7 separate regions of the Homo sapiens genome follow, and all the other regions are linked to region 5. The links are chromatin loops, found by intact Hi-C in ENCODE. Cell type or tissue: dorsolateral prefrontal cortex. All regions are shown on one strand. Region 1 overlaps LDB3 (LIM domain binding 3). Region 2 overlaps LDB3 (LIM domain binding 3). Region 3 overlaps LDB3 (LIM domain binding 3). Region 4 overlaps LOC124902473 (a long non-coding RNA gene). Region 5 overlaps BMPR1A (bone morphogenetic protein receptor type 1A). Region 6 holds the start of BMPR1A (bone morphogenetic protein receptor type 1A). Region 7 has its middle 12 kb from the start of OPN4.

Region 1 (4,000 bases), 210 kb after region 5:
CATTGGGTGAGAACCTAGGTTTCCTGGCTGCTAGCCCTGTGTCCTTTCCATTAGGCTCCCTGCAGTCATAGGGCTCAGGAAGGCTACTTCTGCCCAGTGGGAGGCCCTGGACCTATGCCTGGAAAGATGCCCTGTCCAGTACTCTTCTGCCTGCCTCTCCCTTTTCCCCAGAGGGCTGGCTGGCTGGGAGAGGAAACTCCCCATTGTCCATGTCTTATACCCTCCCTGCAAGGAGTGTGACAGGGAACTGACCTTGTGTCCCAGGACTGGTCCCTGTGTCTGGCTCAGGGTGGGCTACAAGAGCAGAGGTGGGGAAAGGTGATCGAGGTTGGGTGGAGCTGCCCTGGCTTCGCTGAAGGCCCTGCCCTGGCCCAGAGAGCTATAGGTACTGGCAGCCTGTGGTTGGGATCGGTTGGGAAAGACCAGCAGAGGCTTCTAGGGTCCGGCCAGGGAGGAGCCTGCAGCTGCCCAGGGAGCAAAGGAGAGGGTGGGATCTTGCTGTTGCTGGGACAGGCCATTTCTGGCATAGGGAGGAGTCCCAGGCGTTCCTAAGGTCTGGGTGAGATGGGCAACAGGAAGGCACAACCAGGTCTCCCTGGTCCTGGCTCCTGACCCACTGGGAGGGGAGGGAAGGAGGGAGTGTGAACTGTGCAGTGGGTGAGGGAAGGTGTGGATGCAAGGCCCTTGAGCCTCTCTACAGAGCTTTGCAATCCAGAGAGCAGGTGGAAGGTGTTTGCTGCTGTTTCCCTGGAATGTGCCCAGGAGGAGCTCCCCTGTGCCTTTCTTGGCTCCAAGGGTTCAAGAAAGCATTTCTGGCTTCATTTCCCACAACCCCGTGCAAAGACCAGGGACTCTTGTTGCTGCTGTGACCAAGACTGGGAGTCAGATAAGGAAACTGCTGTGCCTTTCATGACACCAAGGCTCAGGGAGAATATATGCAGGGAAGATGGAACAGGTCCTGCAGTCCTTGGCCCTTGGCCTGAGTCCACTCTCTGGACCCACTTTCAGCTTGTTCTTCTTGCCACAGAAAACACTCCACAGTCACCGCAACATCAGGTCACCGCTGCATTTGCTTCACTGTGTGCAGCCCCCAGTCTGATTCATCTTTCCCCTCCCATGGGTGGTCATGGCAGGCACTGGCTCCTGCAGATACACTTCCCATGAGGATTCTGGGGAGTGGCCTCCAAGAGGTTACCTTGTCACCTTCTAGCCCTGAATAATGGCCCAGTGTGCATTCTAATGTCTGGGTCTACACTGTTCCAGTGCAGATAGGAAAGGCGGGGGGAGCTACCCCAAAGCACGGCAAGAAGAACACAGGTATGCACCCCCAGCCTGGGCCTGCAGCATGAGTGTCACTACTCTGTGATTTCTGTGACCACAGTGACATTATTTGGACAAACCCCAAGAGACAAGTACTTGCCTGTAAAGGCTGCAAGGGATGTCGTTTGGCTGACAGGTGGGTGTGAGGAGGAGCGTGGACAGAGCACGTGGGCTGACCACTGGTCCTCAGACACATCCCACCAAACCCACACACACCATCCCACAACCAGACAGACGGATGACTGGACAGACACTGCAGGGTCTACTTACGCCAGCGGTGACGCCCTGCCAAGCAGAGGAAAACCCAGCCGTGAGTGCGCGTCCATCATGGGATAGCAGAGGGGCAGCGCACACAAGAGAGCCGGGTTAGGGTCAGAAACGAGTTATGGGAATGGGGTGGGTGAAGGAGGAAGAAAAAGAGAAAAAACACGGTCATTGAGGAAGGAACCACGGAAATTAACAGCAGAAATGGGAGCACGTTATGGCCAAGAGGGTTACTCACTGGCACCACAGCATGGTCAGCTCAGCGTGGCTGCGTTAAAAGGAAGAGGAGAAGAGGACCCTTTCCAGGCATACCAGGGGAGGAATAGGGAGGGGATGGGAGGGGACAGGAGGGAGATGGGAAACGTCCTTCGTGAAGTCTCGATTAATCAACAGTGCATCAATTCCAAAACTGATGGGTGCCCTAGTGGTGAGACCAAATGATAGCAGTCTTCCCAACGTGCAGAAAACAGAAAGTTAGTGAAGAGCATTTCTTTCATTATTCTCCATTGAACTTCCCTTTGGCCATTGCTACTACTTTTAAGAGCACACCAAGGACACACGTGACAAAGAAATGTTAACAGGAAATCCCTGTTAGCTCTTGGGCTTAGGCAGCCTTGTTTTTCTGGGTACGCATGAGCTAATGCTTGTGTTTGTAAACTTGCATGGTCATATTTTCTGCTTTGAATGATGGAATTCAATCAACCTTGCCCAGAATTAGGCGAAGAGCAGCAGCCCTGAGCCTTGGGAGTTTGACTTGAAACTCCAGGACAGGCGACCTCTGCTCCCTGGTGGCCTAGAGGAAGTACTGCATCTCCAAAAGGGCCCCAGGCTCCTCAGTTCCAGCAGAGCCCAGAGAGCCCACACTGTTCCACCCTTGGGGCTGGGGAGCCTGCCCTTTATAACCTGCATGCATATCATGGCCACAAGGGCTGGGGTCTGGAAAGGCCAAGTGCAACTGGGTTCTCTGGGACTTTTTAATCCCTCCATCCCTCTTATTACATCGGTTTTTCTGGCTTTGGAAAAAAGCATCACTGTCATTTCAAGACTTTTTGCCTTGAATTGCTAGGGGATCCTGACCCAGGGATAAGATGTTGCCGAGACTGATAATCAGCCAACACAGTGGTATTCCCAAGTAGAAAACAGTGAGGAATTATGTGTATGTGTGTAAAAAAGAAACAACAGATAGACAGACACATACACACACACACACACACACACACACACACACACGAGGGTCGGGGGAGGGAGAGACAGAGAAAAAGCAACAAGGAGGAAGACAGAAAGAGACATACAGAGAGAGGGAGACACAGAGACACGCAGAGAGAGGTCTGTCTGCATGAATGTTTGCATTGCTAGCATTTTTCATCCACAAATGATTTTCAGCCAACTCTTTCTTTACCAACCCTCAAATTCCCCAGCCATAGCTAATGGGTGAATTCCAGGAACCAAGGATGTCTTAAATGCCACTGCCTTGAGGCCGGGCTTCCTAGGGCAAAAAGAAGGGGATTGCTCCCATCTGTGGGACTGATTGCCAGCAGTAGTGTGGATGGTTGGTCGCAGACCCCTTCCCAAACCAGAAACCCAGCCAGTGTATTTGAATCAATTCTCATTGCTGGAAGAACCTGGTAACTTCCCCCTCCTTAAAGGACAGCTTCGCTGTGAGAGGCCTGGGGGCCTCCAGAATGGTCCCCTTGTTAAGAGGACTGTAGAAGTCTCTTCTTCCAGCCTCCTCATAGAGCCTGGGAAAATGCAGAGGCTGTGAAAAGCACTTTGAGGAGCCACCATTTTCTGCATTTCTCCACCCTTCTCCTAAAGCTGACCATGGAGAGGGTCTGAAGAGAGGATACCCACGTTCCAGAAGGCCCTGGTGAAGGCTGGCTCCCCTCCAAGGGCCATGCCTCCAGGAGGTCCAACGTGAGGGAAGAAAGCTGGTCCCGATGGTGCCCAATGGCCCATACCCCTCGGGCTCTGGAGGCACTGAGTGGCGGTGGAGGAGGGAGGCGCTTACCCACTGAAGTCACTGCCTTGGGCTTGGGCCTGCCCAGCGATGGCATCCATGATGGCATCCTGGGAATACATGCTGATGGGCGTGTTGTACTGCGCATGGATGATGGTGGCCTTGCCGCCCAGCCCCTTCACCTCGATGGGCTTGTGGGTGGACAGGGCCGAGTCCTTCAGGGCACTGGGGTTGAAGCGTTCCTGGTAGTCGGCGCTGGGGGAGGGGTGCGGGAGTACGGGCAGGGAGAGGGAGGAGAAAAGGGCAACAGGTGGCGGTTACATGGGTGGCCAAGGCAAGGGCTGGGCGCGGTGGGTGTCGAGAGAGATCTCCCAGAGCCGAGGCCCTGAACCCCCATAGGCTACACAAGTCTCCAGATGGTGGGTGGTCTGGGTGTATTCAAGAAAATCCTTGGCACCC
Region 2 (4,000 bases), 210 kb after region 5:
TGGATAGTTCCCCCCAGCAGTGGGATCCAGATGCCTCGCAGATCCAAGCCCTGCCTTGTCCCCACCCCTATCCCCAATGTGGCTGCCCAATGTGGATCTGACCTTTTGAGTGATCAGGGCCCTGGAATGCCTTTCCAAAGTCAGAAGGAAGCTGTGGCGATGACTCTGAGATTAGAGGCTCAGTTTGTGGGATGGAGGCACTATTTCAGCTACCTCCGATGGAAACTGGGGAGCCACAGCGTCACCTATACCTACTAGAGTAGTTCCCATGTGGAAGTAGGCAGAAGGCTGATGTTCAAGGCAACCTGGACAGTTTCCTAAGGTGCCTGGTCCTTCCAGGGTGGGAAGTTCATAGCTGATGCCTGGCCTGTTCAGGCCTCCCCCACCTCACCTGTAAAGAGTCCCTGGAAATTAGACTCTGTCTTGGGCTAGCCAGCAGGTTGGCACTGGAGCCTCAGATGGAAGCTACGTGCTACCAGACACAGAGATACCATCAGGAGCCAGGACCCGAGAGGAGAAGAGGGCTGTGAGCTGCCCTGGGACTCTGGGGGTGGACCTTGGAGGCAGAGCAGTGATGGAGGTGAAGGGAAAGTTTGCAAAGTCTTCTTGACATGTGTATTCACACTTGACCTCGAGGTCCCAGAGCCCCTGCCTGGTGCAGAATGCCTGACACTACTCACTCAACATTCCCGCTAACTTTCTCACCACACAGCACCACACAGCACCAGGAAGGAGAAAGCACCTTTGCATGGGCATAAGACTGTGTAGGTGTCACCATGCACAGGATTGGCAAACCCAGGCTCTGCTGGAGTGAGACACTTGGAAGCAGTTTACAGGGAAGCCTTCCTGGGGAAACTCAGCCTTCAAGAGAGACCCTGAGAATCCCCGCTGGGATTTGGGAGGAGAAAGAGAAGGTAGGTGGCTGCTCTCAGCCAACAAGATGGGCCAGGAGAGTCTAGGGGTGCAGCTTCGAACTTGGGAGTGGGGACAGATAGAAGTGTGGCTCAGGCCTCTGAGGAGCAAGACCCCTGACCAGCCTGGACCAGGGTGGGACAAGGCATGTTCCCTTCTGCTCAGATAGTGATGTAGGTGAGCCTGGGGCCCCAGTCATGACCAGTGATCACACACACTGCTTTAGGCTTCAATCACAGACAGATTAGAACTGCTACACCCACTGCACCTGCCTCTGGGTCCATGGGATCACTGCTTGGGATTCAGTGACATGGGTGGCTCTGCCCACGAGGATAACTCTCCAGAAATTAAAGTCAGAAGAAGGGAGAGGAGCCCCTCCAGACCTGGGCAGAGGCTGGCTGGGTGCTTCAGAGCCTCCACTGCAGGGCCTGAGACCCCAGAGAGAGGTGCTGATGGGGTGAGGGAAGTTGCCTGGGACTGAGGGAGGAAGCTAACTGGAGCCACTTCCCAGGCCCTCTTCCCCAGATTTCCCTAGCATGAAACCCTGCCGTAGCTGGGGGAGAGGCTCCGAAAGCTGCCTTTTGCTGAGGCTGAACCAAACTTTCATGGGGTTAGGCCGCTGGTGAAAGGACTACTCTCCCACCCTTCAATTACCCTCAAGACCAGGCAGAACAAACTTCAAGAGATGCTCCTTGAAGGAGGGAAGGGGAAGGCCAAGGATGAGGCCTGGGGACCACCTTCAACACTGCCTTTGTGCTCTCCTCACTCAATAACTTTGCAGAGCCTGCAAATATTCCAGGGGAAAGAAAAGACAAAAGTTTGCTGCAATGCACTTCCACGGTACTCTTTCCCGTTCTAATGACATCTGGTTAATGAGGCACAAGCTGAGCGTGACTGCCTTGCATATCGGAGGGAAGCAGAACATTAAGGAACCAGAAGGGAGCCAGGAAGGCAGGACTCTGGGTCTCAGAGGAGGGAGAAAAAAGGCCCCCTGCTGGCCTGTTGCTGGAAGGAACCCGGGGGGATTTTGAAGCCGCTTGCTCTGGGGTGTGTGATTTAAAGACTTTTTTATCAAATGTTTGGGAACATCTGCATTGCACACTGAAGCAGCTACATGGGTGGCTTCTAAGAGGAGGGCAAGACAAGCATGGGAGCAGCACGCAGGGACAGCGGAGCACAGCGGGAGGGGAGAGCTGAGAGCTCTGGCACTTAAAGCAGCTGGAGCTTAACTTTTGAGCTAAATCAAACATCACTTCATCGCGGACTCTCTAGATGCCCTGCAGGCACTGAAGGGTTAAGAACTGTTATTGGGACTGCATGCCATCCTTAGCAGGCCTGGGAGGACCCCACCTTAGGCTTGGATGCCTGGCCAAAAAGTGGGAGCAACTTGAGTTGGCAAAAGTGTTGGTTCAAAAATAAAATCCACAAGTCTAAGCTGGCTCCAGAGTCCTACTCTGCACAGGTCACATGGCCACTGAGTGTTGGGCCTGCTGGTTAGCAAGTACAGAAAGCTTGGCCCAGGATGGGAGGGTGCCTCTGAGCCCCAGCCCCTTGCACAGAGGCTGCCACAGGATGCACTGGCCCAAGGCAGACAGTGCCGGGAAGAACATGCAGATGACATATTTGCTACCGGAAGTGTACATACAATCACAATGAGCCCTACTCCTTACCATGGAAGGCCCCAGCGGGTTCCAGTGAGTTCCAGGATGGCATGCCCCCCCCCATGCCCACCTCATGCTATGAGCACCTGACGGGCCACAGTGGTAGGTTGGTGGCTGTGGCCTCAGACCTGCAACTGATGGGGAAACCATGCTCTAAGACCCCAGCTTGGCACAAACCCATCCTCATGTCCAGGGCTTGTTCTTTTTTTTTCAGCAACTATTTTGCTTTGAGCAACTTACAGAACTGGTACCTCAATGTGGGTCTGGACAGGTGAGTCCAGGGGTCAGGCGTTCACGTCCAGCACAGCCCCCTGTGTGCCTGTTTCTCAGTGCCCAGCCTTCGGAATCATAGGGGGACAGGCCCTGAGATGAGTGGGTGGGCAAGTTGGCCAGCCGGGTGTCCTCACAGGGAAAGTTGCCCTCATTCTCAACAGCCCAGCAAAGGCCAAAGCAGCCCTGCCCCCTGCCCAGGGATGAAGCTGGGAGAGCCCAGAGCCTTCGCTCTTGTAGCCTGGGCCTGGAGGACAGAGACTCGGGTCCAGGTGCCCACCTCACTGACTCACGATGCTGCCTCAAGCTAGTGTCAGCTGGAGCCCTTTGCAGGCCAGGCTTTCCAAATCCATGAACTTGAGAGGTCCCTTCCATGAGTGATGTGACCTGGGGGCTGCCCGGGGAGGGACGGGGCTAGAGGGCAAGGCCACAGAGCCTGAGTCCAGGCACTTACCTTGACCTTCGCAGAGCTTCTTCATCAGGGTCTTGCACTGTTGGTAGAAAGGAGCTGGTCAGGGGACTCACGGGAGACACAGCAAGGAAAGCTGCTGGGGCTCTGTGGGCACTGAGTCCCCAGGATTCAGCCAGGCCCCACACGGTGACTGCCCCCTTGCCTGTCCACTGTGTGCTGGGCAGAGGCCCCAGAGGACATTGGGAAAGAGTCAGGGGGTAGCCTGAGAGGGCCTCATCCCAGCCCTGGGCAATCATCTCGCCCGGAAGTTGCACACCAAGCCTGCTGCCCACTGCTGGAGTTGGCATTGGAGCAGAAGGCTGCTGTCACCGGACAGCCTGCCTGAGAGGCCCAGAAGGAGCCCTGCCAGCCACTGACAAACCATCAAGCCTGGCCCACCTTCAAGGGCAGGTAGCAGGACTCCCTGGCTTCTGCAGTGCTGGGCCCAGGTCCCTGGTGGCCCCTCAGCATCTCCCTCCTCTGCAGCCACCCTGAGAGCCTGCACTCACTGAATTCTGTCCCCGTCATCTGGGCCAGGATGCGGAAGGAGCGAGACTGCAGGTTGGAGGAACGGCGTGCCCACTCGTCAGCCTCATCTTCTGGCTTGTTCTGGCTCTTAATCACAGCCTGGTAGACGGGAGAGGCGCTGTCTACGGCAAGGTCCTTAATAGGGAGGCTCCTGTAATGCAGAGAGAGGCCGTGGGCG
Region 3 (4,000 bases), 190 kb after region 5:
CTTTGTGAAGTGCAATTCTCTGCTAAAAAAGATTAAGATTGGCTGGGCGCGGTGGCTCACGCCTGTAATCCCAGCACTTTGGAAGACTGAGGCCGGTGGATCACTTGAGGTTAGGAGTTCGAGATCAGCCTGGCCAACATGGTGAAACCCCGTCTCTACTAAAACTTCTAGTAGCCGGGCATGGTGGTGGGCGCCTTGTAAACCCAGCTACTCGGGAGGCTAAGGCAGGAGAATCTCTTGAACCCGGGAGGTGGAGGTTGCAGTGAGTCGAAGTCGTGCCATTGTACTCCAGCCTGGGCAACAAAAGAGAAACTCCATCTCAAAAAATAAAAAGATTAAGACCAGAAGCCCTAATCCTGCGGTGTCCAATACATAGTGCTACGTGGCCGATGAGCAGCTGAAATGTGGCTAGTCCGACCAAGAAGTGCCGTTAGTGTAAAACACACACCAGATTTTGAAGGCACATTAATAATTATTTTATATTGATTATATGTTGAAATTATATATATATATATATATTTTTGAGACGGAGCCTTGCTCTGTCGCCCAAGTTGGAGTGCAGTGGCGCAATCTCGGCTTCACAGCCACCTCTGCCTCCTGGGTTCAAGTGATTCTCCTGCCATAGCCTCCCGAGTAGCTGGGACTACAGGCGCCCGCCACCACGCCCGGCTAATTTTTTGTACTTTTTTAGTAGAGACGGGGTTTCACCGTGTTACCCTGGTGGTCTCGATCTTCTGACCTTATGATCCGCCCGCCTCGGCCTCCCAAAGTGCTGGGATTACTGGCGTGAGCCACTGCGTCCGGCCTGATATCTTAAATATATGTAGTCAAAGAAAATATATTAAAATGAATTTAACTTGCTTTCTTTTATTTTTTAAAAATGTGGCTAATAGGAAATTTCTATTGCGTGGTGCTGCCTTCACCAAAATGACTGCTTCCACATGCCAGGCCCTTTACGTGCCTTATTACTCGCTGCAATCCAAGGAGGCAGATAATATTTGCAAGTCCATTTTACAGATGAGGAACTGAGACTTGGAGAGCTTAAATGGCTGCCTCCAAGTCATCCAGCTGGTGAACTGCTTAGCCGAAACGAGCTCAGGCTGCCAGACTCAACAGCAGATGCCCGCTTAGAAACTCCCCAAGCAGCAAAACAGGCTTTAGTACGCCCCCTTTCAAGTAAACAGGGCCCTGGCCCACCTTTCCTGCCTCCCTCCAGCAATACTAACCCTATTCCCCCTGCCTGGCAGTCGCTTCCCTCCATCGGAAGGCCTTACAGACTCCCGGATCCACCTCCTTTTCTTTTCCAGCCCCCACAACACAGAGGTCTCACAGAGGCAGGCTAGAATCTGGACCCCGATTTGACGGCTTCCTTGCTTGGGGCTAACCCACCCAGAGAAGGAACCTCCCCGGCCTCGGTGGCCCGGCCCGGCAGCTCCGTTCCCCCGTCGCAACCCCGACTCCGTCGGGGGGCGAGCAGGCAGTGGCGCTTCGCAGCCCTCAGCTTCTGCATCCTTCAGCCTGGCTCGCCGTCACGCCAGGAGAGACCTGATATCCCATCTCGCAGCCCCGGGGCTGTTGCTATTTTTGCGTGACGGAATTAAGCCAGTCTAAATTAGAAGGTGATATTTCATCTCTAATTGGCAAGTTCAAAAGTCCCCTATCGCACTCGGCGGGCTCGGGGATATGTAATTAAACAAGGTGATTTCTGACTCACGCCGGGCCGGGCCCGGCTCTCCGCAAGCGCCTGGCCGCCGCCCGGCCCGCGGGCCAACGTGACCGTCCCCGGCCCGCGCGCAGGGTCTCCGCGCCGCCGCCGCCCGCCCCCTCCCGGGCCTCAGGTGTTCCGGGGAGCGGCCGCCCACCTCGGGCGCCAGCGATAAGATCCGGCCTGCGAACGCCGCCCTCGGCCCGGAGGAGGCCCCGGGGGGAGCTGCGGCTGCGGCCGCGGCGCTCCGGGTCCCGCGCGGGCTCCCCGCCCTCTCTGACGCCCGGATCCGAAGAGCCTGGAGGGAAGGGGAGCGGAGGGGGGCTCGGGACCACACGCCCCACTTCATACGGGGCCGCCTGCCAGCCGCCCCCGGACTCCGCTTGGCAGCCGGGCCTCCCGGAGAGGGAGGTGGAGGCAGGCCGACTCCAGCGCGCGCCCGCCCGGCCGCCTCTTTCCCCCTAGGCAGGAATGAGTTAATGTCTGCGCGGCCTGGGAACGGCGCGGGGGCCCGCGGCTCCGGCCCGTCTCGCTCGCCTGGGCCCCAGCCCGGGAAGGAGGAGGAAGGAGACGCAGGGCGGGCTGGCCGCGCGCCCCCGGAGCCCTGACGCCGCCTGGCGGGCTGGGCGAAGACAGCCGGAGGCCGCCCCGGAAGGTGCCAGAAGCGCCTCCCCAGGAAGAGACGGAAATGTCCTCCTTGTGCCCCGGCAAGGCCTCGCCTCCACCCGCCGCTTCTCCTCCAACTCCTCTCCAGCCTCCCCTCCCTGTGTTCCCAGTCTCTGCAGGGGCAGCCTCTTCCCACTGCTCCATCTAAGGCTTTTCACTACTGCAAAATGCCACCTCGCCCTGCGGAGTTTTCACCTCAGAACCGTCTATCCTTGCCCCTTCTCTGTAGGGACAGAGAAGGGCACCTCCCGTGTGACAGACGCTGTGCTGGGTGCTTCATTCCATCCCCAGAACACAAGGTGTCCATGAACAGCGCAGCCTGGATGGATGAGGCACTTTGCCTTCGAGAGCAGAGCAGGCCGTGGCACCGGCCTCTGTCTCGGGCAAAAGCCGCTTCGACCGCCCACACTCAGCCCTGCTGTCAGAGCGAGCTTCATGAACCAGCGCCCCGAAGCAAGGCCTGCCCTGACTCAGTGCCTGTCTCATCTCCCTGGGCTCCAGCGGCAGAGAAAACTTCCCTGGGGTTTCTCCCTGCGCCTGGATAGGACCTGCTCCCGAGTCTAGGCTCCTTATGTGCTGTTCTGTACCCCCATGGCTGCGGCCAAATCTCGCACACTGGCATGACACAGAGAAGATGGAGTCTCATTCTGTCGCCCAGGCTGGAGTGCAATGGTGCAGTCTCGGCTCACTGCAACCTCGGCCTCCCGGCGATTCTCCTGCCTCAGCCTCCCGAGTAGCTGGGATTACAGGTGGGTGCCACCACGCCCGGCTAATTTTTGAATCTTTAGTAGAGATGGGGTTTCGCCATGTTGGCCCCGGCGGTCTCAAACTCCCGACCTCAGGCGATCCTCCTGCCCCAGCCTCCCAAAGTGCTGGGATTCCAAGTGTGAGCCACCATGCCCGGTCCGGAGAAGACTTCTCTGCTCTCCTTCGCTCTCCCTTAGAATCATCCACCGCTTTCTTGCTCACCTGTCTCCCCCAGACCAGATGCAGGCTCCATAGGATTCTGACCCACAGCTAGGGGACGGAGGGCGGAGCATCATTAGCAAGGCCTTGCTTCCCATTCTTCTGGGGATGTGCCCCCAGAGCCACTTCTTGGCTCTTGTGGCTCCTGGAGCCCGCCCATGGCTTTCGACAGCCTCCCCTCCTGCTCTGCCTCTTACCTGGCTGGTAGACAGAAGGCCGGATGCTGGCAGTGGTGACAACCCGGGGCTTGGGTGCAGGGGCGGCGGGGCCCTCACTGTAGCTGGTGTGGGTGGCAGGTGCTGAAGAGGCGGCCACTGCGGGGCTGTAGGAAGAGGCCTGGGGCCTGGAACCAAGCGGGGAGGGGTTACACCCAGAAGGACAGCCCCCACTGGGGCCTGCAGTCAAGGCAGGCTGGCTCCCAGGTCTTCAGAAGCCTCTGTGAGGACACCTGACAGAGACATTTCTGGGGAACTGCCAGAAACTGTGAAGGAAGGACCATGAGGGTCTTGGAGGGGAGGAGGATGTTCCTTGGGTGGCTAGTGCCACCGCCTTTGGAGAGAGGGAGAAAAGCCACCAGGAGGACACCGGGAAGACCCTTCACTCTCATGGGGAGAGACTGTCCAGGTGGGACTGTGGAAGAGCGCATAGGTAGGGGAGAGGAGA
Region 4 (4,000 bases), 500 kb after region 5:
CTTTCCTTAAAAGGGTTCTGGGCAGGGCAGGCGCCCCCATTTCTCAGGGATCCCCTCCAGGACAACGCCTTTTCCTTGTGTCTTCAGCTCTCCTTACCAGATATCTATATATTTGTATATATTCAGTTTCACCAACAACGCATCAAGTACTTTTTTTTTTTTAAGTAAAGAACCGAAGTCATTGAACTGGAGTCCCATTGATTCCCTCCCCCTCGCCTCCCCAAATCTGGCACCTGCCCAAGGTATCCTCAGAACCATTTGGGGTGTCCTTTGGCATTGGATAATAGAAATAAAATTTTACCTCTTTCTACCATAAATTGTACCACGTTTTATGTATTGCTGACCCCCTTCATCTGATTTATTGCTGTTTATTTTAGAATATTTTCTCTTTGAAATTTTTTTTTCAGTAAAAAGTTATGACACCAAGCACAGTGCTCCGAAGGCGGAGGCGGATGAGCGCGGGAGGCCTTCCTTCGTCTCCGTAGGCGACGCCCTCCCACCCCTTCCCTTGTTCTCATGGCACTCCTAGCTACTGGCAAAGGTAGACGCGCCAGTTTCTGCTGCTCCCCCACGGAATGGAAGCCCCAGAGGGCAGGGACCTAGTCTGTCACGTCCCAGGCCTCACCCCAGCTCCTCTGAGGCCCGGGTGCTGGGTCGAGGCATATGCCGGGCTGCGCGGGTGGCGGGGGAGGGGGAGCCCTGGAGCGCGGCCCCAGTCCTGGGAGAGGTGTCCTTCGAGGAAAGGGACAGAAGAAAGTTGAGGACAGAGGTCCAAGGGGAAGAAAGAGGGAAAGGATCGGCGTGAGGAGGACGTCCGGGCGGGGTGGGGAGGGCCCCCCGCGGGGTCGGGCCCACGGGCTTTCTAGGGCGCGTCGCCGCTCAGGGCCACGGGTGTGCTGTCAGCTCCCGTCCGGCCGCCCGGACGCTGTAACCTCCTCCGAGGCTGGCCCTTCTGGCTCGAGACAAGCTCGGGCCTGGCACGGAGCAGCGGGAAGGGCGGGAGATTGCCCCTAGTGGACTCCAAGTCCAGCTCCTGTCCCTGGGCGCGTCTCGACACTTGCTGGGTCACGGAGGAAACCGGGTCTCGGACCCCAGCCAGCACGGGCGCCCCCCTCGGCTTCGCTCCCTTTACCCAGCGGTGGCCTCGGAGGCCCGGGTGGGGCGCGCCGCTCACCTGGAGAGGAGGCTAGGGGTCGGGGGGACACGCGCGCCCTTAGGCCCCACTCCTGTCTTCTGCCCTTTTTATTCTCCCCCGCACCCTGGGGCGGGCGGCGCGGGGCCAGGGTTTGCGAGTGTCACCTGCTTTGGTAAGTAGGTGGGCGAGTGACGCACCGCGGCGTCGGCGCCGCCTTCCAGGCGCTCTCTCTGCCTCCAGAGGCGCCGGCACTGCGGGGCCCCAGTCATGCCCGCTGCCTCAGTCTTCCAACCCGAAAAGTGGGTGGGCGAAGGAAAGCTCGGCCGAGCTGCGTCTCCAACTCCCTGCTCTCCCCTAGGGGAGCCCACCAGCTCCAATCGCGACCTCTTCTGTCCCCAAACCACAGACCCTAGCCCGCCTCGGGGACCCGGATATGGAAGGGGCGGTGGAGAGCCCTGGCCTTGATTCTCCCTGGGTCGGGAGGGCGTTCCGGCGGCCGTGGGGCTGCAGCCCTTCCTCCCCGCCTGGAAGGTGAGGGTGTGGGAGGAGCGGGAGGGGGCGAGGCCGACACAATCCCCGTGCGACCAGCGGCGGAGCCCAGAGCCAGGTTAGGAGCGCGCTCAGGCGAGCTCGGCGGAAGGCCGAGAAGGTTCATCGGAGGCGGCGGCGAGCCGAGACCAGGAGACAGACGGGGCGGGGTGACGAGGCGGGCCCCACCCCAGGAGCGCGGGGCCACACGGACACCGGCGGGCGGTCTTCCCCGGGATGCGCTGGGATTGCAGGCCTCCAGCGGCCCCGCCCGCCGCCTCCGCCCTCCCGCTCCTGAGCTGCCAATCCAGCGGGTTCTGCCGGTCCTCGGCCGTGCGTCTGGGGTCTGGATTCCCGGCTCCACTCGCCGTGAGCGCGCGTGTCAGCCGACTCGCCCCGGACCGCATGGTGCAGCTCCCGCAGGGCCGCAGCCGCGGGTCGTCGCTGATTGCCAGCTCCGCGCCCACTGCACCGCTGCGCGGCCGCCTAGGGCTCATTGCGCGGAAGTCGGCCTGGTCCCTCCCCTGGGCTGGATGGGCCCGCTCCTCCCGAGCGGTCGTGCTCTGAGTTGAATGCGATAGAGGCTTCTGGGCGCGTCGCGGGCTAGGTCCAGGAGCTGTGATCCTCTCCGAGGTCTCAGTGTGCCCGCAGCGCCCCCTGCAGTGCGTCTCCTGCAAGGGGCCCGGAACACATTCCTGTCCCCGCCAGGCCTGGAGGCCCGAGCGCCTGCTTTTCATCCACTCTGCCCACCCGCCTCTGCGGTCGGCTGCCTTGGGCGCTGGCCTTAGCAGTTCTGAGTTTGAATTCAATCGCCAATACACAGAAAGCCACACAAATGTGAAGATTTGTGAATTATTATCAAATGAACACCTTTGTAACCACTACCCAAGCCAAGAAACAGTACTTTCCCCCAGAATACCTTACCCGTGCTCCTTCCCGATTTCACTCGACTCCCTCCTTCCCAAAGTAGCCACTCTCCTGCCTTTCATAGTAATTACTTACCCGAGTTTTTAAAAAATTGTTGTCACCCAAGTTCGCCTCTCTAGAGGCTATAAATTAGACTTGCTCATTTTGTTAATATATTTTAAGTCTCTTTAATTTGTAGTTTCTTTCTCCATCACTTTCTTTTCCTTGCAATGTATCCTTGGAAGAATCTGAAGAGATTTCTAGTCTGGATTTCACTGATTGCATTCTCCTGGTGCAGTTCAACACATCTCCCTGTTTTCTGCATTTCCTGCAAATTGACAGCTGGATCCAAAGGCTTGATCAGACTCAGGTTCAAGATTTTTGGTGAGACTCCAGGTGGTGGAGTGCTGTTTTGTCAGGAGGCACATAATGTCTGGTTGTCTCTATTTTTTGAGATCTGAGGAGAGACGATGTCCAATGCTTACATTCATTAATTCACTGGGGGATGAAAATGGTGATATACTAATTATATAATTTATTTTTCATTTATCATCTGGGTTGATTTTATAAAGAGACTCTTCTCCTCATCTGCTATTTGGTTACCCAGTGGAACCGTTCACAGAGGAAAGGCGGGTAAATGCTTGTTTCTTTGCATTTATTTATCCGTTTTCAAGATGACGAATTGCTACCCTGTCATCCTCCCAAAATGAAGAGTTAAAAAAATATACCATCACGATGCCAAGGATTTAAATGTGCTAGATGGATTTCAATACGTTGCAGTTACTGTCAGTAGTAACATACAAATTGTCCCCTCTTTGGGCAGCTGGAGCCCTTCAGGTTAATCCTTGGGTCCTTTAGATGTGACCCTAGTAGCCTTTGAACACTTCCTTGTTATCTGGAATGACAAGACATCTTACCAGTTTGGGGTGCTAGGAATCCTCTTCACTTCTTGGTTGATCTTTGTTTCTAGGTCTTTTCAATGGAGGAGCTGTAAATTACATATATGATAAAATACACTGGGAATTTATACTGATGTAACTACGTTAAGTGGAGGACTTCTTGATTACACCTGTATTTCTTTTCTTCCACACTGGGAATCCTGGTTCTTAAGGACACCAGGAATAACTGAATTAGAATCCAATTAGTCATTTGTTTTATTTCAATTTATATACTTACAGGTTCAGAATAACAATATCAATACCATAACTAGCTATAATTTCTGAAAACACCTAAAACTTTTTCTTTCTGCATATGTTATTTTTATCCCCCCCATTTTTTTTTTTTTTTTTTTGAGACAGAGTCTTGCTCTGTTGCCCAGGCTGGAGTGCAGTGGCACAATCTTGGCTCACTGCAACCTCTGCCTCCTGGGTTCAAGCGATTCTCCTGCCTCAGTCTCCCGAGTAGCTGGGATTACAGGCACATGCCACCATG
Region 5 (4,000 bases):
CCTGGGAGGCAGAGATTGCAGTGAGCCGAGATCACTGCACTCCACCTGGGAGACAGAGTGAGACTCTATTTCTAAATAAATAAATAAATAAAATAATATATACATTACAGTGCCCTTGTGTAATAAAGAAACCAATGTATAAAAAAAGTATTTTAATATGAAAATATAAATTAAAATCACCTTGAGATATTATCACCTGTCTTACTGGCAAAGATTCAGTTATTTGACAAAGGGACTTTGAGCTTAAAATAACCGATTGAGCATACTTGCTTGCTTTTACTAGTCCACTAAAACAGCAATAAAGAGTTTTAAACTTCTTTATCTAACAGGCAAGGAGAAAAGGAGATAAAATAACAGTAAACACTGTTGGAATTCATGAAGCAGATGAATGAGCAGTGACTTTGCACACCCAAAAAGTCTGATTCTTAGGTTAGAAATTGAGAAAACCAAGAAGCAACCAGTTTATACTATGGAGTTCCCCCAAGAACTTCGGAACTGGCCATTGTGGTTATGTCTGGAAGTAAAGTTGAGGGTGACAATAACACCAAGAAGACTGCTTGAAAGTCAATTTTCAGAAAGTCGGACACTGGATTATCCAATACTGTGTTAGCAAATCACTCCCAAACTGAGTGGCTTAAAACAGCAATTGTTATCTCACTGTTTCTGTGGATCATGCATTCAGGAGTGACTTGATTGGGTAGCTCAGGGTCAGATGTCAGCTGAGACTGCACTCATGTGAAAGCTTGACAGGAGCTTGCAGTCACTTCCAAGGTGGCTCACTTCCAAGGCCGACAGGCTGCAGGCTGGGTATTGGCAAGAGGCCTCAGTTCCTCCCTGTGTGGGCCTCTCTCAGAGTTGAGTGTCCACATAGCATGATGCCTGGCTTCCCCCAGAGTGAGTGATCCCAGAGACCATGGTGAAAGCTGCAAAGCTGTTTATAACGTAGACTTGGAAGTCACTTTTGCCATATCCTATTTGTCACACAGATCAGCCCTGATGTGTTATGGGAGGGGACTGGCCCCAAGGGGAGGAACCCCAGGCAGTGAGAATCACTGGGGGCCATTTGGGATGATGGCTACCTCAGATGTGGAGCTCTCCTCTCGACCCCATCTCCTACTCTGAATAATCATATGACTTTCGCATCACCTCCCTAACAGAAGATTCCAAGTCTATTATCTAGAAAGACCCAAAACACGATTTCTCAACTGTGGTACCCCATTGTTGAGGGTGAGGAATTATAATAAAAACAAGGAGGTATGCGAACGTCTTTTCCTCAGTAATCTGAAGTGTTTCCTTTATTATATGCTAAATTGCTGTATGTACTTGGGTTTGTTTATTTATGGGTTTACTAACTTGTTTCATTAATGTATCTAGGTTGGTATGATGTTTTATTATTAAAGTTTATATCCATTAGGGACTGTCTCTTATTACTCTTCTTTTTTGGCAACTGTCTTCTGAAATCATGGCTACATGCAAACAATTCTGGAGCTCCAAATTTCTAAAGAATTATAACGCAAAAAAAAAAAAAAGAATTATAACACAGTGGGTTTCTTGGGACAGATCGAAAACATTCAGATGCCAGAAAGCTCACTATTCCATTAATAAGAAAATCATAAGTAATCATGAACATACAAGAAGTATGAAATTGTGCCCAATTAATTAATTGGTAGTAAGGTCCTTTTCCCTTAAGAGAACTATAGTCTAGTTACATAAAGGAGATATACAACCAGAGAATACAAGTTAATGGTTTCTGCAACTGGCTTTACAAACAGCGGTTGACATCTAATATTTGACAAAATATTTTGCTTCAAAATAAATATCTTCTTACTTGTAACAAAAGCAGCTGGAGAAGATGATCATAGCAATTATGCAGACAGCCATAGAAATGAGCAAAACCAGCCATCGAATGCTGCCATCAAAAAACGGACCTGACAATAAAAGTAAACAATGTAAACAATTGAAATGAAAAAATAATCTGACGTGTTCAATTCTAGGTAGCCTGGTTACTGTAAAACCAGAGAAGATATTTGAGAAGCATGCTCCGACTTTTCTCGGCTAACCTACCTATGACAACAGGGGGCAGTGTGGGTTGCAAATACTGGTTACATAAATTGGTCCGACAACATTCTATTGTCCGGCGTAGCTGGGCTTTTGGAGAATCCTAAAAGAAGAGTAATGATAAAATTAGAAATGGTTTGGTATTTTAAACTGATATGTCTTTTTAGTATTCATAAAATACAATTTCTATTTCAGTGAGTGAAAGGGGCCTGCAAATTTTATATGTAAAAACAGATTATTGAAAGATTAAAATTTGTGCTGAAATAGTGAAGACTGCAAAATGGCTTTTCTTAAGAACATATCTATGTGGATGGTGTGTTAGACACTAGATTAGAACACCAAACCCGAACTTAGGTAATTACAATCATAAACTGGTCTGGTACATATAATCTCACTGTGGTACTGAGATGTGGATGAGATTTAAGATCAGACTAAAAAGTGGAGGGTGTCGTAGTCCAAAGAAAAGGCTGGTTAGCAAGGCAGCTGAGCGTGCAGAGGCGCTGCAGACCCTGCCTACCCCAGCCACGTCGGAAGTCATGAGCCTGATGCAGAGGCAAGTTGAGCATCCATGGTGAGGGAAGGACAAACTACAGAAAGCATTCTTGAGAGCTGATTACAGACCACCAGCCAGCAAGGAGACTGTCCCTAAGAGAGCAGAAAGCTAGCACAGAGAAGGACACAGTCACTGGAAGCGCAGCAGCACTTGCATGTGATGTTTTATTGGATTAACAACACAATATCTGACAAGTTGAATGCTGCAGCCTGGGGAGAACTGCCATTCTGACCAACATGTGAATAGCAAAGAACTGTTTGTCACTACACAAGTAACAAGAATGTAAGCGGAAATTAAGGAAAAGCCTCAGTATAATCAGCTATGACTTTAAAAAGGTAAACATGAGCCTGTGACTTCAGATTCTGTTGGGAAGATGGTCAAGAGCATTTGGAAATGTCCAAATACATATTTTATATTTTAAATGAAGTTTTATTAATAACTTTTAAACAATTTTTACTTTTAAATGATCATAAGGAGAGAGAGAAAAAAGTTAGGGTTAAACTGGAGAGTCTGAAATAATCCCAGATTCAGAGAAAACACATGGAGGAGGAAATGAAAATCATATAACTAACGATGAATGAAAGAAGTGTCAAGCATCCAAAAACGGTTCCAGGAAAGCTAAAATGAGCTTGGCCTTGCAGAAGAGAAAAGTGCAAAGAAAAACCAAGAAAGGGTTTCTTTGGCAGCATGGGGTTTCTCCAAGCAACAGATGTACTGCTGACATGACAGTGGATGATAAGGAGAAAAACGAACAATTCTTCAACTCCTGTCTTGTTTTTTCTTCTCTATGAAGGATGCTGACAGGGATGACGAAGGTAGCTCAAACACTACTAAGTGGGAAACGACATCCCAAATGTACGAAGAGATCTTACGATGCGTTTGTATTCCTTATGAGTTCCTATATTCTAACCTAGGTGAATTATATCCCAGGAAGATGAAAGCCCTTGTAAGAGAGATGGCTGAAAGACAGGTGTAATTTAAAGACTTTAGAAAGATGGAGTGTTGGAAACTACAATAGATAATGGAATGTTATATTTTTATATAAACATTTCATATAAACATGTATATATGTTTATATATATGTTATATATATATGTGTTATATACGTCCCTTTTCTTTAAAAGGGAAAGAAAGTAGACTTTAAACTGGGTGTGGTGGCTACTTGGGAGGCTGAGGCATGAGGATCACTTGAACCTAGGAGTTCAAGTCCAGCCTGAGCAATGTAGTGAGACCCTATCTCTAAAAATAATAATTTTTAAAAAGAAGCCAAAAATAGACTCTGCCAACAGATTAAGGAGCATAGTATTACAGAAAATACAAGGGTTTTGGAATCAAACAGTTTGAATCCTAGCTTTGCCAGTTGTTCACTTTGTGAACTTGAGCAAGTAA
Region 6 (4,000 bases), 140 kb after region 5:
TTTCAATCGGCCTTTCATACACTCACCCCATTCCTAGATCAGAGAATTGCCCATATTTTAGCTTCAAATTTAAAAATCTAAATAATTCTGGTTCACATTCTTTATTTCAACAACTGAAAACAATGAGACGCATTAAGTTACACTCTAATTCAAAGTTTAACTCCTCTCACAAGTAAATACAATAAAGTAGTTGTTTTCAACTCCAGCAACAAAATAGCGATAATTTCAAGTAAGAGTAACTGAAAAATGTTCCTAAACGTAAAAGTGTTTGCAAACAGTTTTGGTTTTTTTTCTTCCTAATTCGTTTGCCAGAATACGATGTTCCTGGGTTCAAATCCCAGCTCCCTTAGACAAGTTAGTTAACCTCTTTGCGACTCGGTTTCTTCCCCTAAAACAATGAGGAATACAATAAACCAGAATCGTTGTAAGGATTAAATGACGTAACACAGGTGCCAAGTTCATACTATGTACTCTGAACAGTTTGTTAACCGCTTAAAAGAGAAAACCTGCAGGAGTTTGACCAAATTAAAACATCTGAGAGCATGAAAGAGTACCACGCTCAAACGCCAGACCCTAACACACAGCATATTATTTTTCTTCCCTGACGCAAGCTCATTTTTTTTTCCTTGCCAAATCTTTCCACTAGGAGTCTGGAAAGAGAAAAAAGGGTCCAGGCAATCCAGCAGAAAGTTTTCCAAAACTGAAGTACGGAATCACCAGGCCACGGAGCGGAGGCCGCGCAGGACAACAGGTGAAGCAGCTCCGGGAGCTCGGGGGCCAGGGCCCCTTCCCGCGGGGACTCGGGGGCGGGCCGGCTGCTCCTCTCACTCGACCCCCGCCCGAAACTCATTTTGTTCTCCCCTGTTCCTCCCCACAGCGTCCGGAGCCAAATCACAAATATCAGCCTCGCCGCTCCGGGGCGGGGAGGTGAGCGCCTTTCCCATTTAAGGATTCCAGAAGCGTCCCCGGAGCGACTTTCGCCCACTCCGCATCCCCAAACTCGGCCTGCAACCCGCGAGTGGGAGACAAAAGAGGGGCCGGCGGGGGACGCGGCGCGGGGTGCCGTGGGTCTCTGGCTGGGCGGTCCCGGCCCAGCGCGCGCCGAGGCCTGCGGAGCTGCCGGGGCCGGGCCGGGCAGCCCCTGGCTCCGGCCACCGCGCGCCCAGCTGCCTCTGCAGCCTCGCCCGAGCCCCTCTGGCCTCCCCGCTGCGGCCAGCCCCTCCGGTCCGCACGCGCACTCCCAACTCACCCGGACCCCAGGGAACGCATCCTCCAGCCCTCGGCGCGGAGCGGGTGGGCGCGGCGAGCCGCCGGGGCGAAGTGGGGCCCGAATCGGCCTTCGCCCTTGGCGTGCAGCGGCCCCGACCCGGTCGCCCCTCGATCGGGCCGTGCGATCTTCGCCGCGCGCGGACGGACGCGCCGAGCCTAAGCCTTCCTGCCCGCCCTTGGCCCTCCTCCCTCCTCGCTCCTGCCTCCTCCCTTCTCCTTCGCCAAGCCCGGCAGGCGGATTCCAATCTCTGCAGCGGCCGCCGCCACCGCCGCCGACTCTTGCCAGGAGGGGAGGGGGCGGCGCGGGTGCGGGGGCCTGGGGGAGGGGCGGGCGTCCGCGGGCCTTGCACGGCGCGCGCGCACTGGGAAGGCCCCCGCCCGCGCCGCGCGCACCCGACCACGGGCGCCTGCCCCGCCCCGCCCCGGACACGAAAAGAGCCGAGCGCACGGCGGAAGCGCCCGAAGAGTTCGCGGAGCCCGGCGCCCAGTTGCCGGGGAGGAGGGCCAGCCGCCGGCAAGGGGGCGCCGAGCTGCTGGTGCGGGCGGGAGTCGGGGCTGCTCCTCCGCGCGGGCCCGCCGGCCCCTCCCCACAAGCCAGCCCCACAGCTGCCGCCCGGGTAGCTTCCCGCAGACGCCGTAGGTAGCACGCGATGGAACGCGGCGGAGGGGAGCGTGGACACGGCTGCCGGGCGCTGCGGCCATCGGCGCCCTGGACGCCCGCTCCGGCCTTCGGGGCCGGATATCCCCACTCTCGCGGGCTCTTTCGCGTGGACCCCTCCTCCGGCCGACACTCACACTGCGGTGAACGCCAGTCAGCTGGCGTGAAATAAGGTCGCTGGGAAGGCACCAAGTCACCAAGGTGGGGGATGGCCAGGTCGTGGTAGTTGCGACAAAGAAAAATATAAGTCACATTGCATTTGTTTCTCGCCCACCCACCGCTCCCGGCGTCTCTTCCCGGGCTCCTTGCCAGCGTGCCGAGGCGCAGGCAGGGTGATGGAGGCTCCCCGGCCGGGAGGATCTGCCGGGGAGAGCGGCTTCCCTCATCGATTCGGGAGCGCCAGGCCCGGCGCGCCCGGGCTCCTGTGACCTGCGAGCCCGCGAATTCCAGCGGCATAAGATAAGGAGCGGCGAGGGCCCAACAGGACTGAGGTCAGCCAGCTATAAATACGCCTCCAGCTCCACCGCGGGCTCACGCTGGTGACCTCGTGTACCCTCCGGAGGCTCATTCCGTCCATTTGGAAAATGCAAATAATTGTCACCACCTCTTTTCTTCCATTTCCCCTCATTCATGGTGGAAAATGCTTTTAAAAGTATTCGATGACCCGTATGTGAGGAAAGAGGAGATAGGCCCCTTTTTCACCAAATGTGACTTTAACCTCCTTAGTAATCCAAGAAATGTATCAAGTTTAAGTCACTTAACAAAAGATGTTCTTTTAAAGGTGCATTTTAAAAAATCACTTTTAAAACTGGGTAAACTGGGTAAAAAGAAAGGGGGAAGGAAAACAATGTGCCAGGCATTTGTATTGACACACATTCTTGCCTGAAGAGGTGTTTAGATTCCAGGGTATTCCCTTATATTCTGGTATAAATGTTTGAATTCCCGTGTATTTTGTTTCAATTTTTTGGTTTATCTTTTATTCTGTCTCCCTTTTCTTCTTTTACCCGCCTTTGCCCTTAATGCTGCAGATAGCCTCTGTCATTCTGAATTATTTTTCAATTCTGTTTTCTTCCCTAATCTTTTTTTCTGGGCTCTTCAGCTGTCTCAGGTTTGACAGTCATGGGTTGTAGTATCTTGCTATGCAGGAAGAAGAGGATACGTGAGATTACTTGCATCAACTAAAATTGGTCACTTTTCTTTCTCAAGTTTCCTTCATAATACCCAGTTTTAGTTTTTTTGTTTTTTGGGGTTTTTTTGTTCTTTTTTTTTTGAGACGGAGTCTCGCTCTGTCGCCCAGGCTGAAGTGCAGTGGCGCCATCTCGGCTCACTGCAAGCTCCGCCTCCTGGGTTCACGCCATTCTCCTGCCTCAGCCTCCTGAGCAGCTGGGACTACAGGCGCCCGCCACCACGCCCGGCTAACTTTTTGTATTTTTAGTACAGACGGGGTGTCACCGTGTTAATAGGTGTTCTCGATCTCCTGACCTCGTGATCCTCCCGCCTCGGCCTCCCAAAGTGCTGGGATTACAAGCGTGAGCCACTGCGCCCAGCCCCAGCTTTAGTTCTAAAGGAAAAGATGGGCCTTTTGCTTAAGGAGATTCACATTGATTGGTCAAAGCTCTCATTGACGTATGCTGAGCAATGTGTCGGCAGAGAAAACCATGGCAAGCGTGTTATTATGCTCTTTATAGTCTAGTTGGATTTTTAGACATATGAATTGGTCTATAAAATAGACAACAATCTCAGGTGGGAACCTTAGTACATCAAGTTTCTGAAATGTACAAATGAGTATTCCCTGGCTTGTGTTATCTGCCACTGTAGAAATGAGAGCAAAATTGAAGCATCAAATTTTAAGTCGTGATATGTTTGCTTCTCTGCAAAAGACTCTCCTTTTCAAATCTTCAGGAATTTTTCGCTCTCCTTTGATAAGGCCCAGCTAGTACCCAGGCTTCAATCCTCAGCGCCCTGGCTACCAGCAGCTAGTGGGGCATGCTGTTCTCCCTGGCTACTGGCATGTTTATGCATGCCAGCCCGTTTCTCCGGTCTGTCTGCCCAGGGAGACATCTGGACACGTGT
Region 7 (4,000 bases), 260 kb after region 5:
TGCAAGCACATTCTTTAAAAATGAAATAGCACTGAAAGGCAGTTTCTGGTCCCATCCCTCCTGCTTTCTTGTGTGAAAATAAATATAATTTAAAAGCTGTTGGAACCCAAAAAAACCCACTTCAAACCTTAAGAGAAATGTGAATGTGATCTTAGTCACATATGGTTCCAACTTCTGTTTCTCAGATTATAGATTAACTTGTTTTCTTATTTTTTTGTTCTGTACAATGACTAGAGAGAATTAAATTATATCAGGGACAAAAGCCTCCTGCCTTCTTAATTAATGACTCTTGTTATAGATTAACTTCCCCTTTGTTGTCCTACTTTGCCTAAACCAGATGACAGAAAACCCATGACTGTTACACCCATTATATTCAAAATGCTAAATGTACCCTTTCCAAAAAGGATGCATTGCCTATCATCAATCAAATTGCTGGAAGTATGTGCCAACTTCATATGAAAAATGTTGTAATCCTGCTAAAAACATCTCTGTCTCTGCATCTATAAATGAAACCCTAATTTCTCTACTTCAGAACACTGCCTCCATCTCTTCGCAGTTGATGCTCCTGAGTGGGCCATCCTCAAACTTTGTATTTGAATAAACTCTCTTTAAATTAGACTCTGATCCTTTTGATTATTTTAAGTTGACATTTTGGCAACTGCAGATAGGACCTGAAACAAGCCTCGTGCGATCCTCGTTGCTTTGCTGGCATTCGGAGATTTAGTACCAGCATGAGTGGCTTTTACTCGTCTGACCTCATCAGAGCTGGCGGGGGTCTCTGGTAAGACTTCTCTCAGGTTTCATATCTTCCTAGTTCTGGCTGAGATTCAGACTTTATTCAAGCAACCCAATTCCACACTCAACAGAGCTAGAACTGAAGCTCAACTTTTGGCTTTGAGGTAGTCACTTTATTGTTATTTCTCTAGAGATTCTGTTATTTGCAAGTTTGTAGTTTCACTTTCTTTTGAGGTTAAGATTTTGTCTGTTTTGCTTGCTAAAGTTTGCAACTTTTCTCCCATTCAAAATTTGGGGCTGGGTGCAGTGGCTCACACCTGTAATCCCAGCACTTTGGGAGGCTGAGGCGGTTGGATCACTTGAGGCCAGGAGTTGAAGACCAGCTTGGCCAACATGGTGAAACCCAATCTCTACTAAAAATACAAAGCATTAGCTGAACGTGATGGTGCATGTCTGTGGTCCCTGCTACTTGGGAGGCTGAGGTACGAGAATTGCATGAACCCAGTAGGTGGAGATTGCAGGGAGCTGACACACTGTACTCCACTGTCCAGCCTGGGTGACAGAGTGAGATTCTGTCTCAAAAAAAATTGGTTAAATAGAAAGCAGTTTCTTTTTAAAAAGAGAAAGTGAATGCTTGTGGCTTAAGCTAAATGTGCAGTTTTAAACTGACCAGGTTTTGGAGCTGGGTTAAAATTGCCATTTAGATTTTCTTTCTGAGTGACCAAAAATTCATTAAAGGCTTTGTCTGAGGATGTGATTTACTTGACCTGAGAAAGTCCTAAATAACGGCCACTGTTCCTCCCAGCTGAAAGGCACCTTAGGTAACTGAGGCCACACAGGACTGTCAGAGGTCATAGCTTCTGCTGTGTAAGGGTCCTACAGGGAAACCCCAAGGAAGAACATACAGGGAAATCTGATTAACCTGTTGGGCATACATGAAGGGTTGGTATCCCAGGGCCCTAAGCCTCCAGAAATGTCTGGGTTTCACTGAAACACATAAGAGAGTAGAAGTGACTCATGGGTGACACCTCGAGGAGTAATCCCTGTTAAGCAGAATACCAGATCCAAAACATCTTTCCCAGCTGGGCACGGTGGCTCACGCCTGTAATGCCAGCATTTTGGGATGCCGAGGGGGAAGGAGCCCAACATGAGGAGTTTGATACTAGCCTGGCCATCGTGGTGAAACCCTGCCTCTACTAAAAATACAAAAATTAGCAAGGTATAGTGGTGGGCACCTGTAATCCCAGCTACTTGGGAGGCTGAGGCAGGAGAATCATTTCAACCTGGAAGGCGGAGGTTGCAGTGAGCTGAGATAGCGCAACTGTACTCCAGCCTGGGTGACAGAGAGAGACTTCATCTCAAAATAAACATATAAATAAAATTTAAAAATTAAAAAATAAGACATCTTTCTCTTTGAGTCTTTGGTCACTTAAAAAGAAAATCCAAATTATGGTCCATCTTCCATCTAAAACTGAGTCCTCTTTAAGAAAGAATCCATCTTTAGAAACTCCAGCTGGATTTATGTACAATACTTATGGCACCACCTCCTGTCAATATTTGGAAAAATGGTCTTACTTGACCCAAGAAAATCCTAACATTTGCAATGGACAAAATGTAGTACCTTTGAAATGCCTAAACTAATTTAATTGTGTGCTCAATGAGAAAAAGTCAGCTATAAGATAAAACAAAATAATTGGGAGAGTTATTTTCAATGAGGCTTGGAAGCTTCTAAAGAGGTTATAATAAAGTTATTTCTTTACAAGAGAACAAAAAGTTGTCTTAAAAAATTCTGAATTAAAGACTGCTGAAATTTATCCTCCTCCCTCAGCTCCTCTGTCTCTTTATTCTTTATTATCCTTTATTATCTTCTCCTTCTCTTTATCCTTTAGTACCTTGCCCAGATCTACCTCCTCCTCCTTCTGCTTCTACTGTTCCAGCTCCATTTCTCAAACAGCCAGTGTCTGGTAGGGGAGAACCTACCCTAGTTTCTCAATCATGGTCAAAGGTAAAACTTAAAGACATAGTTCAGGAATTTCCTGATTCTCACCAGGACCAGGACATTGGTTTTCTCAGGAAATTTAAATTAAATATTTGTGCTTATGACCCTGGCTCTACTTTGGGAAAAATAATTATTTTAAATGGAGTATGAACACAAGCTTTTGTTGACACTGGAGCCACATTATCTGTAATAAATCTCACCTTATTACAAGATTCATTCCTTGGAGTAAACAAAAAATTCAAATGGTGGGTGTCACAAATACTCCTGTATTGGTTTATAAATCTCAGCCTGTAGCTTTTCAGCTACGTCACTTACAAGGGACTTATGTTTTCCTTTTGGTTGAATCAGCTCCCATCCATCTTATAGAAAAAGACTTAAAATTATATAATACACTTCTTTCTCCCAAAAAGGGAAAATGTATTTAGAATTAGATGATAAAACTGAGTTACTGGACATAAAAAGTTTTTCAAAATCTAATTTAATTGCAATCTATATTGCCATAGTAGACACTGAATTATTGAGTAATGAAAATTACAAAACCTGCTAAAGGTAGTACCTGATCAATTGTGGTTAAAATCTTCTGCTGATATTGGAATAATCATCTTGGCTTCCCCAATCAAAGTTCAAATAGATCCATCAAAACACCTTCCAAACCTTAAGCAATACCCTCTATTTATTTATTTTTAAAGTATTTTAAATTCATCATATATGGATTGAGTGACTTTGTTAAGTTTAACAGATGTTTATGTAACTTAACTGTGAACTGTTCTTTTTTTGAGCCAGGGTGTCACTCTGTCACCCAGGCTAGAGTGCAGTGATGTGATCTGTGCTCACTGGAACCTCTGCCTCCTGGGCTCAAGCAATCCTGCCACTTCAGCTTCTTCAGTAGCTGGGACCCCAGGTGCACAACACCATGCCTAGTTAAATTTTTGTATTTTTTGTAGAGATGGGGTTTCGCCATGTTGCCCAGGCTGGTCTCAAACTCCTGAGCTCATGCAATCCACCTGCCTTGGCCTCCCAAAGTATTAGGATCACAGGCATGAGCCATCACATCTGGCCAGTACCCTTTAAAAGTAGAAGCTATAATAGGAATAAAACCTGTAGTTCCAGGCTATATAAAAAGAGGTACATGTAATACTCCAATCCTTCCTGTAAGGAAACTAAATGGTAGAGGATAGAAGTTTGTATAGGATCTGAGAACAATTAACAACATAGTCATTCCTCATTATCCAGGAGTGCTAAACCTCCATACATGTTGATGCCATT

What was found. A loop is a pair of places that touch in the nucleus more often than their neighbours do. Peaks named below come from ENCODE experiments on the same cell type or tissue, not always from the same donor. Only the 100,000 strongest peaks of a DNase experiment are listed, where the experiment ranks them.
Region 1: it touches region 5 in a loop (4-fold over the local background); 81 of 110 quality-filtered maps call a loop at or near these places.
Region 2: it touches region 5 in a loop (4-fold over the local background); 92 of 110 quality-filtered maps call a loop at or near these places.
Region 3: it touches region 5 in a loop (6-fold over the local background); 78 of 110 quality-filtered maps call a loop at or near these places.
Region 4: it touches region 5 in a loop (7-fold over the local background); 6 of 110 quality-filtered maps call a loop at or near these places.
Region 6: it touches region 5 in a loop (4-fold over the local background); 42 of 110 quality-filtered maps call a loop at or near these places.
Region 7: a loop joins it to region 5, with 5 times the contacts of the local background. A loop is called at or near these places in 7 of 110 quality-filtered maps.

The regions. Positions count from the first base shown.
Region 1 is chr10:86,686,865-86,690,864 of GRCh38, reverse strand. All of the region lies in intron 5 of LDB3 (LIM domain binding 3), which reads right to left. Among named protein-coding and RNA genes, the nearest start is that of LDB3, 20 kb to the right of the region's middle. RefSeq lists enhancers at 3,172-3,709, 1,296-4,000. In dorsolateral prefrontal cortex, CTCF peaks have their summits at 2,162 and 2,363 (motif pointing left); a DNase peak (open chromatin) is centred at 2,384; H3K27ac peaks cover 628 bases.
Region 2 is chr10:86,691,869-86,695,868 of GRCh38, reverse strand. LDB3 (LIM domain binding 3) reads right to left here. Exons shown (of 14, transcript NM_007078.3): 6 at 3,804-3,973; 7 at 3,298-3,334. Among named protein-coding and RNA genes, the nearest start is that of LDB3, 25 kb to the right of the region's middle. In dorsolateral prefrontal cortex, a CTCF peak has its summit at 1,900 (motif pointing left); no DNase peak of the experiment used is centred here; H3K27ac peaks cover 518 bases.
Region 3 is chr10:86,709,585-86,713,584 of GRCh38, reverse strand. LDB3 (LIM domain binding 3) reads right to left here. Exons shown (of 14, transcript NM_007078.3): 9 at 3,535-3,680. Among named protein-coding and RNA genes, the nearest start is that of LDB3, 43 kb to the right of the region's middle. RefSeq lists enhancers at 964-1,013, 1,558-2,177, 2,178-2,797 and a silencer at 1,754-2,443. In dorsolateral prefrontal cortex, CTCF peaks have their summits at 2,123 and 2,324; DNase peaks (open chromatin) are centred at 1,574, 2,314 and 2,743; H3K4me3 peaks cover 2,201 bases; H3K27ac peaks cover 2,735 bases.
Region 4 is chr10:86,398,298-86,402,297 of GRCh38, reverse strand. LOC124902473 (a long non-coding RNA gene) reads left to right here. Exons shown (of 2, transcript XR_007062221.1): 2 at 1-317. Among named protein-coding and RNA genes, the nearest start is that of GRID1, 34 kb to the right of the region's middle. RefSeq lists silencers at 798-857, 978-1,027, 1,098-1,147, 1,838-1,887, 1,898-2,127 and enhancers at 537-1,530, 2,278-2,327, 2,132-2,426, 2,418-2,467, 1,531-2,524. In dorsolateral prefrontal cortex, CTCF peaks have their summits at 1,026, 2,119 and 2,326 (motif pointing left); DNase peaks (open chromatin) are centred at 519, 987, 1,387 and 2,307; H3K4me3 peaks cover 2,603 bases; H3K27ac peaks cover 3,431 bases.
Region 5 is chr10:86,897,955-86,901,954 of GRCh38, reverse strand. BMPR1A (bone morphogenetic protein receptor type 1A) reads right to left here. Exons shown (of 13, transcript NM_004329.3): 6 at 2,065-2,161; 7 at 1,829-1,928. Among named protein-coding and RNA genes, the nearest start is that of MMRN2, 58 kb to the left of the region's middle. In dorsolateral prefrontal cortex, CTCF peaks have their summits at 472, 788, 1,891 and 2,092 (motif pointing right); DNase peaks (open chromatin) are centred at 784, 2,084 and 2,599; H3K27ac peaks cover 800 bases.
Region 6 is chr10:86,754,169-86,758,168 of GRCh38, reverse strand. BMPR1A (bone morphogenetic protein receptor type 1A) reads right to left here and starts at 1,550. Exons shown (of 13, transcript NM_004329.3): 1 at 1,250-1,550. RefSeq lists a silencer at 1,068-2,037. In dorsolateral prefrontal cortex, no CTCF peak of the experiment used is centred here; DNase peaks (open chromatin) are centred at 998, 1,698 and 2,288; H3K4me3 peaks cover 3,296 bases; H3K27ac peaks cover 3,109 bases.
Region 7 is chr10:86,640,495-86,644,494 of GRCh38, reverse strand. No RefSeq gene overlaps it. Among named protein-coding and RNA genes, the nearest start is that of OPN4, 12 kb to the left of the region's middle. RefSeq lists an enhancer at 1,042-1,281. In dorsolateral prefrontal cortex, a CTCF peak has its summit at 2,290 (motif pointing left); no DNase peak of the experiment used is centred here.